Linked DNA regions of Homo sapiens: region 2 is linked to region 1. A link is a loop called in an ENCODE intact Hi-C map of the cell type or tissue named here. Cell type or tissue: IMR-90. All regions are shown on one strand. Each heading gives the region's core, and the rest is flanking DNA. Links, peaks and the distances in the headings are about the cores only.

Region 1 (2,924 bases), core at 191-2,690:
ATCAAACTTTCTACTGTCCAGCACATACCAAATCTTGATTGAGAGAGCTAACATTTATAAAACATTGTTGACTGAAATGCAGTTTATCTGTATTAGTTTCCTAAGGCTGCTGTAATAAAGTACCACAAACTGGGTGGCTTAAAACAACAGAAATTTATTCTCTCCCAGTCTGAAGGCCAGAATTCTGAAATAAAGGGGCTGGCAGGGCAGCACTCCCTCTGAAGCTTCTCGAGGAAGATCTCTCCTTGCCTCTTCCAGCTTCTTGTAGCCCCTGGTCTTCCTTTCCTTGTGGCAGCACAACTTCAATTCCTGCTTCTGTCTTCCCTCTGTGTCTCTCTGTCTTCACATGGCATTCTTTTATTTATCTCTCCTTTTTTACAAGGACACCAGTCTTGCTGGATTAGTGTCCACCCTACTCCAATATGGACTAATTTTAACTAATTACATATGTTATGACTCTATTTCCAAATAAGGTCACGTTCTGAGGTTCTGGGGGTTATATCTTTTTGAGGAAAATGATTCAATCCATTAACACTATCTGTTCTTCCAGAGATATTTTATCTTCCAAATAAGCCTGGATCCTACTGTCTTAGAAATACAGGAATTGACTTTCTCTGGGCTGTGTTTTGATGCCATGTTTTCACCTTTTACCAAGCAGAGCAAGAAGAAATGACTTAATGAATGGAACTATTGAATTCACTAAATAAAATTCACTAAGAATCATGCCTAATTTGATTTTTTTTTAGAAGTAAGTGTTAAATTTTTCCCCCTGAATAACTGTTAGGTTTTCTTTTAGAGTCAATGAGAATCATATATCTAATTACACGTTTCTTCTTGATTTGGTTGTCAGGAAGCTTAAACATCTCACTGTAAGTTAATTTTAATAACTTTGTAGGATGCTACAGCTACATATCTTCATTTTTTTCTTCTCCTCTTGTGTTGGTATTTTCTTTCTGATGTTAGTTTTTTAAATTGCTTTTTATATTATTACAATTCCCTCCCAATGCTTTGTGGAAAAAAGTGGGTAATAAGTAGGAAAAAAAAAAAGTATGAATCTCTTCCTGAGTCTCTTCCTCATTCATAGCAAATTTTCCTCCTGACCCAGCTCATCCATCACTGAGTGACTAACCAAACATTATAAGCCATCAACATTAGTGCTCCAGCTTACATTATAAGTGGATGATTCAAACACTACTCAGGTAAACAGAGGGAAAAGCAGGAAAATCACTCCCTTTATTCTTAAGCAAATCAACTAGATCTCATCGACTTCCTTCAAAGAGTTTAGGTAGTTTTTTTTTTTAATCTAGAAAAAAAAAATCACAGAACCCATGCAACAGTAAAAATAAGAGAAATCTAGAAAAGCAGAGGAATCAAATGAGAAGAAATTAAATAACTGAAAATCACATTAAAAGTACCAAGGAAGAGAATTTAAACGGCAGAAAATTGGACATGAAGAGGAAGCTATTGAAGAAAATAATCACATGGAATTTGGTGGAAAATGACATGGAATGAAGGTGATCAGAAAGAAGATGAAAGTTGTAGACCATGGACAATGGAGAACTAAAACATGAGTGACTTTTATCTTTGAAGATGTGAATGAGCAAATGGAAATGAAAAATTACACAATAGAAGAATGTTATGAACTAAAGTAAGTTTTCAAATTGAATTTTGAAAAGGCTCACCATATTCCAATCAAATTTAATAAAAGCTTTCTTTCTAGAACTTTAAGGACTAAAAGAAATAGAATCCTATAGTCATCTAGGCAGAAGGAAAAAGGTCATCTTCATAAACAAAGGAATCAGGCATATTCTAAGCAATGTTAAATGTTAGAAGAAAATGGAGCAATGGCTAACAAACATAGGAAGAAAAAACATTCCATATCTGTTGCAGGAAGTCAGGGACCCTGAATGAAGGGACCAGCTGAAGCCATGGCAGAAGAACATAAACTGTGAAGATTTCATGGACATTTATTCATTCTCCAAATTAATACTTTTATAATTTCTTATGCCTGTCTTTACTGCAATCGCTGAACATAAATTGTGAAGATTTCTTGGACATTTATCACTTCCCCAGTCAATACTCTTATAATTTCCTAGGCCTGTCTTTATTTTAATCTCTTAATGCTGTCATCTTCGTAAACTGAGGATGTATGTCGCCTCAGGATCCTGTGATGATTGCGTTATCTGCACAAATTGTTTGTAGAGCATGTGTGTTTGAACAATATGAAATCTGGGCATCCAAAAGGACCAGCATGGCTGCGATTTTCAGGGAACAAGGGAGATAACCACTGGGCCTGACTGCCTGCTGGGCCAGACAGAACAGAGTCATATTTCTCTTCTTACAAAAGTGAATAGGAGAAATATGTCTGAATTCTTTCTCTCAGCAAGGAACAGCTCTGAGAAAGAGAATGCATTCCTAGGGGGAGGTCTCTAAAATGGCCACTCTGGGAGTGTCTGTCTTATACAGTTGTAGATAAGGGATGAAATAAGCCCCGGTCTCCTGCAGTGCCCTCAGGCTTATTAGGATTAGGAAATTCCTGCCTAGTAAATTTTAGTCAGACCAGTTGTCTGCTCTCAAAACTTGTCTCCTGATAAGATGTTATCAATGACAATGCGTGCCCAGTGGGACATGAAACTTCATCAGCAATTCTAATTTCTCCCTGGTCCTGTGATCTCACTCTGCCCCCATTTGCCTTGTGATATTTTATTGCCCTTGAAGCATGTGATCTCTGTGACCCATACTCTATTTGTACCCCGCTCCCCTTTTGAAATCCATAATAAAAACTTGCTGGTTTTTTGGCTTGGGGGCATCACGGAACCTGATGACCTGTGATGTAACCCCCGGACACCCAGCTTTAAAATTTCTCTCTTTTGTGCTCTTTCCCTTTATTTCTTAGACCGGCCGACACTTAGGGAAAATAGAAA
Region 2 (2,924 bases), core at 191-2,690, 72 kb before region 1:
GAGAATTATTTTTAAAAGCCAACTTCTGATAAATGAAAAATGTTTTCCTATACTGTGAAAGGCAGTGTGGGTTTTTACAACCATTTTTAGACTTCCTTTTTGATAGATCTCTTTTCAAAATGTACATACTGATTTCCTTCATATGCTGGTTCTTCTATTTATATTACAAAGTTAAATTTATGTATCTTTGAGACACAGGTTTGTAATGTATGATCCAAAGAGATTGCTCTTAAAGATAGGTGAACTTTCTGATATTTTGCAAAAGTTCTGTAGGTGTGCACATTTTTCTGGAGACTGCTCCATGTTCTTAAAGACATCATAACCAAAGCAAGGCCCTAAGAGAACAGGTTTAGTTCATTCACCCAAGTAATTCTCTTCTTTATGGCTACTGTGGGGACTGTAACATGTAGTTAAAAGTATGTGAAGGTCATCGCTCCATATTTTTGTTTATATAATGGCTTGTTGCCTTGAAAAAAAAACTTTATGAAATCAAAACAGAAATATCATGAGTCTTAGAATGTGTGTTTTACCAAATGGTGTGTTTGTGTAGGTCCGATTCCCATCCCACTTCAGTTCAGATCTCAAGGACCTTCTACGGAACCTGCTGCAGGTGGATTTGACCAAGAGATTTGGAAATCTAAAGAATGGTGTCAGTGATATAAAAACTCACAAGTGGTTTGCCACGACAGATTGGATTGCTATTTACCAGAGGAAGGTGAGACTTTCTTTTTTAATTTAAAAGCTTTTTTAAAGTTGGTGTTTAAATTATATGTGGTGGAGATATTTTCAACTTAACACATAGTTTTAATTTTTTTACCTTTTGAATTAATCTTGTGCAGGATCTAAAGTACTTTACAGCCCATAACTTAAAAATGAGTTTCCCCCTAGAATTTTTTTTTTTTTTTTTTGAGGTGGAGTCTCACTCTGTAGTCCACGCTGGAGTGCAGTGGCACAATCTCTGCTCACTGCAACCTCCGCCACCTCAGTTCAAGTGATTCTCCTGCTTCAGCCTCTCGAGTAGCTGGGACTATGGGTGCATGCCATCACATCTGGATGATTTTTTTGTATTTTTAGTAGAGACAGGGTTTCACTATGTTGGCTAGGCTGGTCTTGAACTCCTGACCTCAAGTGATCTGCCCACCTCGGCCTCCCAAAGAGCTGGGATTACAGGCATGAGTCATCACACCTGGCCTTACCTAGCTTAAAAAGAAAGCATATATGCTATTTTGACCATCAACCTGAAATGTTTCCTTTGTTAAATTTTTCCTATCTATGCTTGTTACGCTTCACAAAACTGTGGAAATTATATATTAGACAATGTCCTAAGGGTTTTCAAAACTGATGTGAAGCCACATTAGGAAGATATATAAATAAATGTAGTTGCCCATCCAGAATTGGCATGTGCCAGATATATAATAACATTAAATTGCTAGTTTCATTCCTTGTTAGTCTTCATTTTCACCTTCTTGTGGCATATTGGTCTCTCTTTAGAGATACAGCTTTCCTTTATCCATTTGAAAGCTAATTTGAACATAATTCATACAAATTAGGGGTTTTAATTCATGCATTTTTGGAAGGTCAAAGCAAATTATCTGAAGTTACTACTTTTTTCCTTTTAACAATTATTTATTCACGTAAGATTTTTTCCAAATAGTTATCAGGTCCCTGCTTGTATGTTAGGTATTCTGCAAGGTGCTGAGAATACAATGATGAGCAAAACCAACCTTTATTCCTGCCCATATGAAGCTTATACTTCCAGGGGACAGGGAGATTAGTCAGATGGTCGTATAAATAAATGTAAAAGTACTATACTGTGAGAAATGTGGAAATTCAGAATAACTTTGCACCTGAGTTTTTGAGATTTGTTTTGTTTGGTCTTTTGTTTGACTCTTTGCTCGCTAAAGGGATTCTTAGAGTTAGAAATTCAGGCAACTTGAAGACTTGAATATAAGTATAGATCAAGTTAATCGCTGGCATTATTATACCACCATAATAAAATAGAGAAGAAACCCCAGCTAAACTGTAGCATATTTAAAAGAAACTAGTATTTTGTTTTGTTTTGTTTTTTGCTACACAAGTTGCCAGTATGACAGTTGTGGTAACAGTACTATATTAATTGATAGCAGTTATCATTTCACTTTTGTAATAATTTGAGACATTTAAGAAAAGATTTTGCTGCACTGAATTACCTTTATCTCTCATTTTGCTTCTTACATGCTTAAAGATGATTTGCATGAATAAAGTGTTTTCATTTTGAATATATTTAATTTTTTTCTTCTTTTTTTTCATAAAACCAAAACTTCTAATGTTTTAGAGACATGTCATCTTTAATAATGCTGTGCAACTACATGATTGAGTTTCCTTAAGGAAAAAAAAATTTAATGCTCTAATTAAGTATTAAAAGCACAGTTTTTCTAATTTATATATTTTACAAATGATTACAGTAACAAGCTGGGTGCCCTGGCTCACACCTGAAATCCTAACACTTTGGGAGGCCAAGGTGGGTGGATTGCTTGAGTCTCACTCAAGAGTTTGAGACCAGCCTGGCAAACATGGCAAAACCCCGTCTCTACAAAAAATACAAAAATTATCTGGGTATGATGGCTCATCCCTGTAATCCGAGCTACTTGGGAGACTGAGGCAGGAAGATCACTTGAGCCTGGGAGATTGGGGCTACGGTGAGCTGTGATTATGCCACTGCACTCCAGCCTGGGTGACAGAACAAGACCCCGTCTCAAAGAAATAAATAAATAAATAAAGATTACAAAAACAAAACAATTAAAGAATTTTAAAATGCAGCAAAAAGAACATATAGCCAGACCAAAACAATGTGAATGCAATACAGCCTATCTCACAAGAGGGATCCAGAAACTCTCTGTTAAGTTCATGAATCATGGCTGTCAGCATTATTATCGCAAATAGAT

The links. A loop is a pair of places that touch in the nucleus more often than their neighbours do. Peaks named below come from ENCODE experiments on the same cell type or tissue, not always from the same donor. Only the 100,000 strongest peaks of a DNase experiment are listed, where the experiment ranks them.
Region 2: a loop joins it to region 1, with 2.1 times the contacts of the local background. A loop is called at or near these places in 2 of 110 quality-filtered maps.

The regions. Positions count from the first base shown.
Region 1 is chr1:84,285,135-84,288,058 of GRCh38, forward strand. No RefSeq gene overlaps it. Among named protein-coding and RNA genes, the nearest start is that of SAMD13, 15 kb to the right of the region's middle. RefSeq lists a silencer at 2,399-2,599. In IMR-90, for the core only: no CTCF peak of the experiment used is centred there; a DNase peak (open chromatin) is centred at 1,147.
Region 2 is chr1:84,213,603-84,216,526 of GRCh38, forward strand. It overlaps PRKACB (protein kinase cAMP-activated catalytic subunit beta), which reads left to right. Exons shown (of 10, transcript NM_182948.4): 9 at 551-715. Among named protein-coding and RNA genes, the nearest start is that of PRKACB, 71 kb to the left of the region's middle. In IMR-90, for the core only: no CTCF peak of the experiment used is centred there; no DNase peak of the experiment used is centred there.